Regions from separate parts of the Homo sapiens genome. Here region 1 is linked to region 2. Evidence: read pairs that join two places in POLR2A ChIA-PET (ENCODE). Cell type or tissue: CD4-positive, alpha-beta T cell. All regions are shown on one strand. Links, peaks and the distances in the headings refer to the core of each region. The heading gives the core; the rest is flanking DNA.

Region 1 (5,381 bases), core at 85-5,084, 270 kb before region 2:
AATCAATAAGTCTTATGAGTTACCTGAAGTGACAGGAAGTGATGATCACCACTGTAGATCAGTCTAGCATACACTAAATATGCAATAAATACTTGTTGGAAGGAGGGATGGAGGAACAGAGGGAAGGAGGGAAGAAAGGAGAAATCTGCTATTTTTACAAGGGTGATTCACCACACCAAGGAGAAGATTTGGAGAGCAGTGGCAACAGCACAGTGATGAAGAGTACTGGATTTTGGTGTTAGCCTTTGGTTTGAAATTCAGTCTCTAACACTTCCTAGCACTTTCTTCCCATGAAGTATACTTTACAGGGCTGTGCTTTTACCATAGTGCCTGGCGCTGAAATCAATTTTAGAGATGAGCTGTCTTAAAGCAGAAAAACATTGCGAAAATTTTCTCAATTCTGTCACCGTGTGTTAGAATTAGCACAACTTAGCGTGCTTTTCCTTTAAGAAACTCAAGTATTTCCTTCTACAACTTTCCTAAGGTTTAGCTCAACAGGAACAGGACTCCAATTCCCAAACCCATGTTCACGAGTGCACCTCCGCACTGGCCTCTGACTCAACAAAGGGTCAAAGTTTCTTCTTACCTGAAGAGTTTTCCCTGAAGGTCTTCTATACCAGTCATGGCAATAGTTCCTCCCTGCCAGCAGACGGAGATAATATAATTGAGTGTATGATAGAATTCTAAAAAGGACACTGCCGGCTCACATTCCTCAGCAGACTCTTTCCCAACTAACCAGGCAACGTCGTAACTCTGAGGAATAGTCTGCTAGGCAGAGAAGACCTTCAAGGAGCCAGGTATCACTGGCAAACAGGTTTATCTTAACCAAAAGTATTCATCAAGACAGTCAAGAGTCTTGCCTACTAGTCCCAAATGCCTGTCTTCTAAAGACCACCCTAAAAGTGCCAGTCCAACACATCTGGGAAGTGCAAACACAGTGAGAATCGTGCTGAGTGCATTACTGTACTCACCTTTCACTCATACATTTTCAAAAACTTTCTTTCCCCACTGCTCCCTTTATCTCTCCAGCCCTCCTGAAATCTAGGCCAGGCCAGTGTATCCAAAACTTGTCTGACTACAAGAATCACCCAGAACGAAAGACATTTACCGATATGGAATAATAGTTATAATACATTGCAAGGGAATCAAGGAGGCTACAAGAGTATGGTTTTTAGTTTTAAAAAACTAACAAAAAAAATCAGGTCTCTGTGATAAATACAGGGGGAGAAGAGACAGAAGGAAAGTATTTCCTTACATTACATTTGAAGTATTTCAAAATGTAAACAGAGAGTCTCTGAGAAGTATGATTACAAGTGATGATTCTATTCTTTACTATACTTTTCTAGGTTAACCAAAAATTTTCAAATGAGATGAGCTTCACAATCAAAAAAATATTTTCAAGAACTTCTGAAACCCAGGTAAAAATCCACCTTCGACTTCCTTTAGAATGACGTGACTAGCATAGAGCTCAAGAGCTGCAATGTACATTTTTAAAACACTTAATTTAGTTTATCATATTAGATGCAGAAGTTAAGAAACTTATCTCCAGGCTGAAGTGCAGGCTTATTTTTTTAATAGCTTCTAATGTGCCCAACAATCAGCTCAATAGCACACATAGTATGGGCAACATGCTGAGAAAGATAAAAAAGTAATGCTTCTGGCCTTGCAAGAATTTGAATCAAGGAGACAGGATCATATCATATATGTCTATATGCCCACATTTTACAAGTACCTCCTTGAAGGTTAGAAATTTACTTGCTCAAACACCTTTCTCATTGCTGACACACTCAACATTCTGAAGGCACCTTCCCCCAAGGGAGGTTCCCACTGACCTCAGTTCTGCTTGCACCCCAGATTGATCGCTCCACCATCCAACAGGATACGTCATTCCTATTCCCAACCCTTCTTCCTCAGCAAGTCTCACAGCTCAGCTCTCCTCTTCATCATACTCCCAATTTACACTGACACATTCCCCATGACAGGCAACACACAACCAACTTCTCCAAACTGATATTTACTACTTCTAACTCTAGACTGCCAACAATTTCTCTAACGTTAAAACCTGACATAAAGAAATTATTATTATATCCTGTTTATCTCTCAGCTTCTAATACTATGGATTACTTGACAATATTGTCTCTGAGCTTGACATCCTCTGTGTAGTCCTGGCCACATTAATTACCCAGAGCCTTACTATCTGTTCCCTTCTAGACCAGGGACCCCTATTCCTCAGCAGCTCAGCCCCTTTCTATACTGGGAGACTATATAGTATCATAAATAATTGCCTGACCATGTCACTTGGGCTTCCTAAGCTAGAACTGTCATGTTCTTTGAGGCAGACATTCCATTTGTTCTACCTACTTCATTAGCTAGATTCCTGTGCTTCTTCAGTCCTAACACCTAGTCTTCCACCAAATCCAACTACTGCTGTCTCCTAAATAGCTCTCCACCCCCTTAGCTACCGCCTCACCTCAAGCCTATTTATGATGTGCAATACAACTAACCTCATCAGTGCCCTCATTTCTATTCTCATGTCCTTCCCTCATCCATCATCTACAGAGCTTAAGTCAATCTCCTGAACTTAAAACCCCTGAACACCCCAGACACCCCCTCTTCATCTGCAGCATAAAACCCAAACTTCCTATCTCTGACCCTGCTTCTCTTTTTCCATGCCTCCTGTGCCCCTGCCACAATGAAACATTTGCCCTTCACCAAACAAGACACGTCCTCCCTGTCTGAGAGGCTCTGCCCAGGCTGCTTCTTGAGGCACCTGCAGAGCTCCTGACCAGAGCACTCTCCCTGCACTTGTGGGAGCCCTCTGGAAGTCTGTCTCCCTCACTATCCTATGGAATCTGAGACAGGAACTCCAGATACCTTTCAATCTCCAGGACCAAGTATCCACCACACAGTGAGTACTTAATACAGTAACTATGGTTTCTTGGATGGATGTACTTGAAATTACCTTGTAAACTTTAAGGCAAAAATGAAAGGTAGTAAGACTAATTTCCATACTTAACTCTTCATTCTTTCCTAAACAACCTGAGCCTCAAGAGGTCAAAGCCTATACCCTTCAAAGGAGGACAGAGGCTTCAGACACTGGTTTACAAAGCTTTTGGTGAAGTATCAAAGTTCCTGTTGCCTGTATACAGGAAAGATTCAAGAAAGCCAATTAACCATCCTAGCTACACAGACTCAAGTGTTTGTGTGGCACAGTGCTAGCTTTGGTTCTAGTCGATGCTGTAGTCCAGTCTGCCCTTAATCAAGAAACCCAGATTTATTCATTGGCTTCCTGGCCCACTCCCCATGCCATTTCTCCTGGCCTTGGTCAGTTTTTAAATTTTAAACTCCAGCCTGGGGCAGAGCATTATAAAGGAGTTTTTGATAATTATAACACAGGAAACTATCCATGTGACATTTAGGCATTTGGATTCCTAAGGTGCCAGAAAGTTATTTGTATTGGAATAGGTCCTAATGATTTAATTCACCTAAAAGAGAAATAGTCTCGGTCCAAATGGTAACTATTTCAGAATAGAATTAAATCTGGTACCTGAACCCACAGTAGCATTCACAAAAGCCTATACTTTTCTGGACAGAAATTAGTAATGGCAAACCAATCACTTTCCTTGAAATACATTTGTTTACCCAATCATAAATGACCAATTAAATTCCTTATTATTGAGAAGGTGAAGGTCCTATTTCAACACCCAAACTACTCAGAATTCTAAGGCTCCTTCCCTCTTTTCATGCCAGGCATTGACACACACAACTCAATTTACCTTTAAGAACACTTCCACATGGTGAAATTGTCAAATCTATTGAGAATCTCCAGCAAATACCAAAAAATGAAACTTTTTTACATAAAATAGTGAACCATAAACTTATATTATCTCCATCTGCTTCAGTGTAGAAATTATGGCCAAGATCTGGAACTAGCAAAGAAGAGCAGACAGCAATATAACACTAAAAAAATTTGCCACGCAGCCAGGGGCAGTAGCTCACTCATGACTGTAATCTCAGCAGTTTGGGAAGCTGAGGCGGGAGGATCGCTTGAGCCCAGGAATTCAAGACCAGTCTGGTCAACATACCAAGACCCTGTCTCTACAAAAAACACAAAAATTAGCCAGGTGTCATGCATGACACATGCCTGCAGTCCCAGCTACTATGGAGGCAGGAGTTCAAGGCTGCAGTAAGCTCTGGTTGCACCACTGCACTCCAGTCTGAGTGACAGAGTGAGATCCTATCTCTAAAAAAATAAAAATAATTAAATAAATAATAAAAAATAAAAACTAGCCATGCAATGTTGGAGTTAAGGAAAGCTTTACACAAGTGACATAAATAAAGGTTACCTCAGAGCAAGATTTTGCTTGTTTGGAAACCAGGGTTCCATTATTCTCAGAAGACTTGCGTTTTACAGCTCCAATTCTTGCAGAATTACCTAAAATATTTAAAAATAGGTTAAGTTGGCTTCCCTGTTTCTCTTAATGTGAGAAGAACGGAGGAAAGGAGGAAGGAGAAGAAAGATTTTAATAACATATCTTACCACATGTCACAAGGTTATCGTGTACAACTTCAACATGAATCAGTGACGGATCAACAATTTTCAGTGCTGGAATCTTAAAAATAAATGAAACAAAGATACCGGAAAATAAAAAATGCTCAAGAACATACTGAAAATCAGGTTCATTAACATAACAATAGGAGCTTCTTATGAATAATTTCTTTTTAAAACAACTGTAATTATTTCTACCCTATAAAATAATAAAGGTATTTAGTGCCTAGAAAATCATAAATGCTTTGTATAGTTATCATGCTTTGTCGAGTTATCTTACAAAGAGTTATTGTTGTCTTTACCTCCTCACAGTTGACTTGAAGAGTTTTTGATGCTGGGTTTCCATTTATAACGGTTGCTGAAAACCACTGAGTAGATGGGTCCAAGCTATAAATTTTTACTTCTGAACCAACTAAGTTTTTGTCACCTTAAAAAAAAAAAAAAAAAAAAAATCTTAGAGCAATTTGCATTATCTCCCAATAGCAACATCATCCAGGACAATCTTTTCCTAAGTCTTTTTTAAAAAAACGCAAAAGTAAACATTAAAAGAATCACTACAAACATAAGATGACTGACATTTCAGAAAAGCTATGAGAAAATTTAAACTTTTTATTTTGTATCGGACCAAAGTAGTATTAGACAATTCATCAAGACCTCACTCACTGTCCTGTGTAGTTTTAGAGGAATCAAATTCAGGAACCCCAACAAAAATACTATGTCTGATAATCTAAAAAACACAGAAAAAAAATGTATGATTGTAGAAACTCAGTAACACAAATGGGAAGGTAAGGAGTATCAAATTAATGCCTTATCCATTTTATATGGCTGATAT
Region 2 (5,381 bases), core at 327-5,326:
TGGTGGCATGCACCTGTAGTGTTAGCTACTCGGTAGGCTGAGAGGTGGGAGGATTGCTTGAGCCTGTGAGGTCGAGGCTGCAGTGAACCATGATGGTGCCACAGCACTCCAGTCTCGGTGACAGAGTGAGATGCTGTCTCCACATATATACATATATGTATTTGTGTGCGTGTGTGTGTGCGCGTGTGTGCGTGTATGTGTATGCATGAGCAAAGGACTTGAATAGCCATTCATCCAAAGCAGATATACAGATGGCTAAGAAGCACATGGAAAGATGCTCAACATCCTTTGACACTAGGGAAATGCAAATTAAAACCGTGAGATACTCAGTTCACAACCACTAAGATGGTTATAATAAAAATGGAAAATAACAAATTAGCCGGGCATGGTGGTACACACCTGTAATCCCAGCTACTTGGGAGGCTGAGGCAGGAGAATCACTTGAACCCGGGAGGCGAAGGTTGCAGGGAGCTGAGATTGCGCCATTGCACTCCAGCCTGGGCGACAAGAGCAAAACTCCATCTCAAAACAAAAATGGAAAATAACAAATGTTGGTGAGGGTATAGAGAAATTGGAACCCTCATACATTGCTAGTGGGAATGTAAAATGGTACAGCTGCTGTGAAAAAATAGTTTAGTGGTGTCTCAGTAACTTTTTTTTTTTTTTCTGGAGACAGAGTTTCACTCTTGTTGCCCAGGCTGGAGTGCAGTGGCGCGATCTCGGCTCACCGCAACCTCTACCTCCTGGGTTCAAGGGATTCTCCTGCTTCAGCCTCCCGAGTAGCTGGGATTACAGGCATGCGCCACCACGCCCAGCTAATTTTGTATTTTTACTGGAGACGCGGGGCTTCTCCATGTTGGTCAGGCTGGTCTCGAATTCCCAACCTCAGGTGATCTGCCTGCCTCAGCCTCCCAAAGTGCTGGGATTACAGGCGTGAGCGACTGAGCCTGGCTGTGTCTCAGTAATTTAAACATAGAATTACCATATGACCTTGAAGTTCCCTGCCAAAAGAATAAAAAACAGGTGTTCAAACAAAAACTTTTAGATGAATATTCATAGCAACATTATTCACAATTCACAGCCAAAAGGTGAGGCAACCCAAATGTCCATTAACTGATGACTGGTTAAACAAAATATGGTATATTTACGTGATAAAATATTAGATTCAGCCATAAAAAGGAATGAAGTACAAGCTACATATGTGATACATGTTACAATGTGAATGAATCGTGAAAACATTACACTAAGTGAAAGAAGCTGGACAAAAAGATGTACATTGTGTGATTCCATTTATACAAAATATCTCAAACAGGCAGATTCATAGAAACAGAAAGTACATGGTGGTTGCCAGGGGCCAGAGAGAGAGGAAAATGGGGGATGACTGCTTAATGGATATAGGATTTCCTTTTAGGGTGATGAAAATGTTCTAAGATTAGATAGTGGTGATGGTTGTTGTACAACATCGTGGATGTACTAAATACCGTGGAATTGTACATTTTAAAATGGTTAGAATGGTGAATTTTATGTTAAGGGGATTTTGTCACATAGAGGAAAAAAAAAATACCTGCCACCAGGTATTTGCAGATGGCCGGAAGTATAGAGCCAGAGCTAGATACACACATACACACCCTAAACTTGCAGAGGCTTCCATTGGCCCAAGATAGGAAAATTTGAGCAAAAAGACAGTAATTACAAATGGTTGAAATCCATCAAAAGTGTTTAAATCCATGAATTTAAAAAGATCTGTTCTTATGAGTTACAGCTGCATAACAGGCCACCTTGAGCTTGGGGTAAAATAACAGTATTTATTGCCTTACTCAGTTCTGGAAAATTTTTGCTCAGAGACCCTCATGAAGTTGCAGTCAGATAGTTACTAGGTCTACAGTCATCCCCAAGTCTTCTTTACTCTCATGTGTGGCAGTAAATACTGGCTGCAGCTGACACCTCAGCAGGGACTGTTGGCTGGATCACCCATCTGTGGCATCTTTAAGTGTCTGGACTTCCATACACTTTGGTGGCTGGGTTCCAAGGGCAAGTGTGACAAGAGGCAGAGCTAGGTAGAAGCTGTATCCTTTTTATGTCTTAGTCTCAGGAGTTACAGAGCATCACTTTCACTGCCTTCTATTAGTGAATTAGTAACAAAGGCCTGCCCTTGTTTAAGGGAAGTGTACATAAAACTTATTATTGTTGGGAGAGGGGCACGTTTCTGGAACAGCATGTGGTATAGGAAGTATTGTTGCAGTCAATTTTGGATATTATCCTCAGCCTTCTGGACCCAACTGACATCCCTCCCACATGCACATCCCTCCCACTCACAACCTTCTCCAAGACTCTCCAGAGTCTAATGCCATCAAAGCATCAGCATTAGGAACAAGATCTTGTCATCTGAATCAGATCCTACTATGGATAAGACATCTTGAATGTGGTCCCTAGGGTATAGCTTCTTAAACACTTTTTTTGGTGATCTAAAGCCCTGTAAACTAAAGAGACAAATTATCTGCTCCCCATACATTCAGCATATGGTGGTATGACAGACACAGGATAATCACTCTAGACACTCCTATTCAAAAAGGCAGAAACTAAGAGGCACACAGCAGTCACCATTCCATAACAAGTGTAAAATTCAGCTGGCCCTATGTTTCTAATTCCTTGATGAGAGCTCAGTCCTACTGCTTGGGAATGATTCTCCTCAGCTCTTGGTTCTACCCTTTGGGCTCCTGGTTTTACACTTGAATTATTCTTCCGTTTCCAGAATATGTTGTCTGTTACAGCTGAATTGTTTCACAGCCTACTTCCTGTCTGTAGAAGTTTGTCTAGAAGCTTCTTTTCATTTTGTCCTCTTTTTCACTTTAAATATAAGCCAGCATGTTTTTTATTGACACAATTCTCAACAAGTTTGTGGGTTTCCTGTGAATCTTAATGGGATTTTCTTCATTAGATGCATGATACACATCTTATCAAGATAAGCCCTTCTCCATTTTGGGCTTCCTGTGAGGCTGCTGTAGGTAACACCTTTAATGTTCTGAGTAACCTTATTGATTCAATAGAATCTGGGAAACACATCCTTATGATTCTTAGAGGGCCTTTTCCTCAAGGTAAAAAGACTCTCTGAGGGGCACCTCCTTAGATCTTTTTGAGATCTCAAAGTATCTTTTGGTCACACACTAGATTTGATCTTTGGCTTGAAGCCCTTCTCTATTTGAGAATCTATTTGAAAACAATAAGCAGTTTTATTTTTGAACCCACCAAATCCTGACTCTTTTATATTTCCTTTAAATTTTGCTTGAAAGCAAAACAGGTTTTTGTTTTGTTTTTTAATGCTTATCTCTGTCCTTATCATACTCAGCTAAAAGAAACCAGTTAGCGCTTGTGATGAACACTATACTTGGAACTCTTTTGTTTTTTTTTTTTTAAGACAGAGTCTGGCTCTGTCACCCAGGCTGGCGCAATCTCGGCTCACTGCAAGCTCTGCCTCCCGGGTTCATGCTGCCTCAGCCTCCCGAGTAGCTGGGACTACAGGCGCACACTGCCACGCCCGGCTAATTTTCTGTATTTTTAGTAGAGACGGGGTTTCACCATGTTCAGCAGGATGGTCTCAATCTCCTGACCTTGTGATCCGCCCGCTTCGGCCTCCCAAAGTGCTGGGATTACAGGCGTAAGCCATCGCGCCTGGCCTACTTGGAACTCTTTAGCCAAGTACGTCAGTTCATTAGGTGTAGCTACAGCTATACTTAATTTTCTATTTTCCATGTCTGTCATTACAGATGACAGTTTTGATAAACTTCTGTCACTACATAACAAGAATATCTTTTCCTCCAGGTTCCAAAATTTTTTTTTTTTTTTGCTTTTCTTTAAGCCCTCACCAACAGGCTCTGGAAGGCCATTAGGCTTCTGCTCACAGTCTCTTCAAGGTTCTTCAGCTTCTGCCGCCCCCAACACCAGTCCCAAAGTCATGACCTCGTGTTTATGTTTTGTTGCAGTAGCACCCCTCTTCTAGGTATAAACATATGTTTGGTTATCTGTAGCTGTGTAACAGACCACCCTAAACTTAGTGGTATTAAATAGCAGTGTAATTATAATTATTATATTAACAATAACAAACGTATTAATATATAAATTATGTAAATAAAAATTACTCAGTGCTTTGAGAGGCCAAGGTAGGAGGATTGCTTGAGGCCATGAGTTCAAAACTAGCTTGGGTAACATAGCAGACCTGGCTCTATAAAAAACAAGAACAAAAATATTAGCTGGGTATGGTGGGCATGTGCCTGTAGTCCCAGCTACTCAGGGGGCTGAGGCTGGAGGATCACTTGAGCCCAGGAGTTAGAGGTTACAGTGAGCTATGATCATACCACTGCATTCCACAACCTTGGCAACAGAGCAAGACTCAGTCTCTTAAAAAAAAAATTATTTATATGCTTGAAACACTCTATTTCTGTATTTTCACCCCTCAGATTGTCAATGATGAAAAAAAAATGATACAATACAGTGTGTTGGAGAAAATGTGGGAAAACATACTTTCATATTACTAGAGGGCAGTTTGGCTAATTTGGCAGTATTAATCAACGTGGCAAATTTTACTTTTAAGAATAGACCCAAAATTGTGTATACAGTGTTACTCAGGTAGCATTATTTATTTTAACAAAAATTTAGAAAAAACCTCAGTGTCCCTCAATAGGGGCTGGTTAACAATTAAACATTAAGTAACAATGGAATACCAAATCATGAAATCCCTTGGGAAGCTTTTCACGTACTGATATACAGTGATTTAAAATATATATCCTTGAACTTTAATAGAGAATTGCGTGTATATTATGGTATCATTTGTGTAAAGGTGGGGAAAGTCAGGAGAATATGCACATTTGAATAAATATACATAAAATGTCTCTGGATAAATAAGAAACTGACAGTGTCAGTTGCCTATGGCAAGCATGGGGTGGCTGGGGAAAGAAGTATGAGGAAGATTTTACTCTATGCATATTTAAACTTTTAAAATTATTATTTAAAACCTCAGATTTTAAATTTATTTAGTATTAGGAGCTTTTAACTTATAGTCAAAACACATTCTGTCAAAGGGAGGATGGAGAGTCAAGATAAAAGAAAATAGAAGGTAGATAAAGAAACATTTAAAAATACTGATGCTGGGCGTGGTTGTTCATGCCTGTAATTCCAACACTTTGGGAGGCCGTGGCAGGAGAATAGGTTGAGACCAGGAGTTCGAGACCAGCCTGGTCAACATAGCAAGACCTGGTCTCTACAAACAACAAAAAAAATTATTTAAAGAAAAACTGATGTGACTTTGGGTAGTCTGAAACTCTAGTATTAAATTTGTCCCTGATTTCCTGGAGTCAGTTATCCATTGTGCTTGCTGCTTGATACTC

What was found. Peaks named below come from ENCODE experiments on the same cell type or tissue, not always from the same donor. Only the 100,000 strongest peaks of a DNase experiment are listed, where the experiment ranks them.
Region 1: POLR2A ChIA-PET joins it to region 2 with 5 read pairs; 23 of 35 experiments call an interaction of 5 or more read pairs at or near these places.

What each region holds. Positions count from the first base shown.
Region 1 is chr2:86,456,037-86,461,417 of GRCh38, reverse strand. KDM3A (lysine demethylase 3A) reads right to left here. Exons shown (of 26, transcript NM_018433.6): 6 at 4,852-4,976; 7 at 4,541-4,613; 8 at 4,347-4,435. Among named protein-coding and RNA genes, the nearest start is that of KDM3A, 17 kb to the right of the region's middle. In CD4-positive, alpha-beta T cell, for the core only: no CTCF peak of the experiment used is centred there; no DNase peak of the experiment used is centred there.
Region 2 is chr2:86,183,201-86,188,581 of GRCh38, reverse strand. The region is part of intron 1 of IMMT (inner membrane mitochondrial protein); the gene reads left to right. Among named protein-coding and RNA genes, the nearest start is that of MIR4779, 7.2 kb to the left of the region's middle. In CD4-positive, alpha-beta T cell, for the core only: no CTCF peak of the experiment used is centred there; DNase peaks (open chromatin) are centred at 2,941 and 3,441; H3K4me3 peaks cover 1,424 bases; H3K27ac peaks cover 3,893 bases.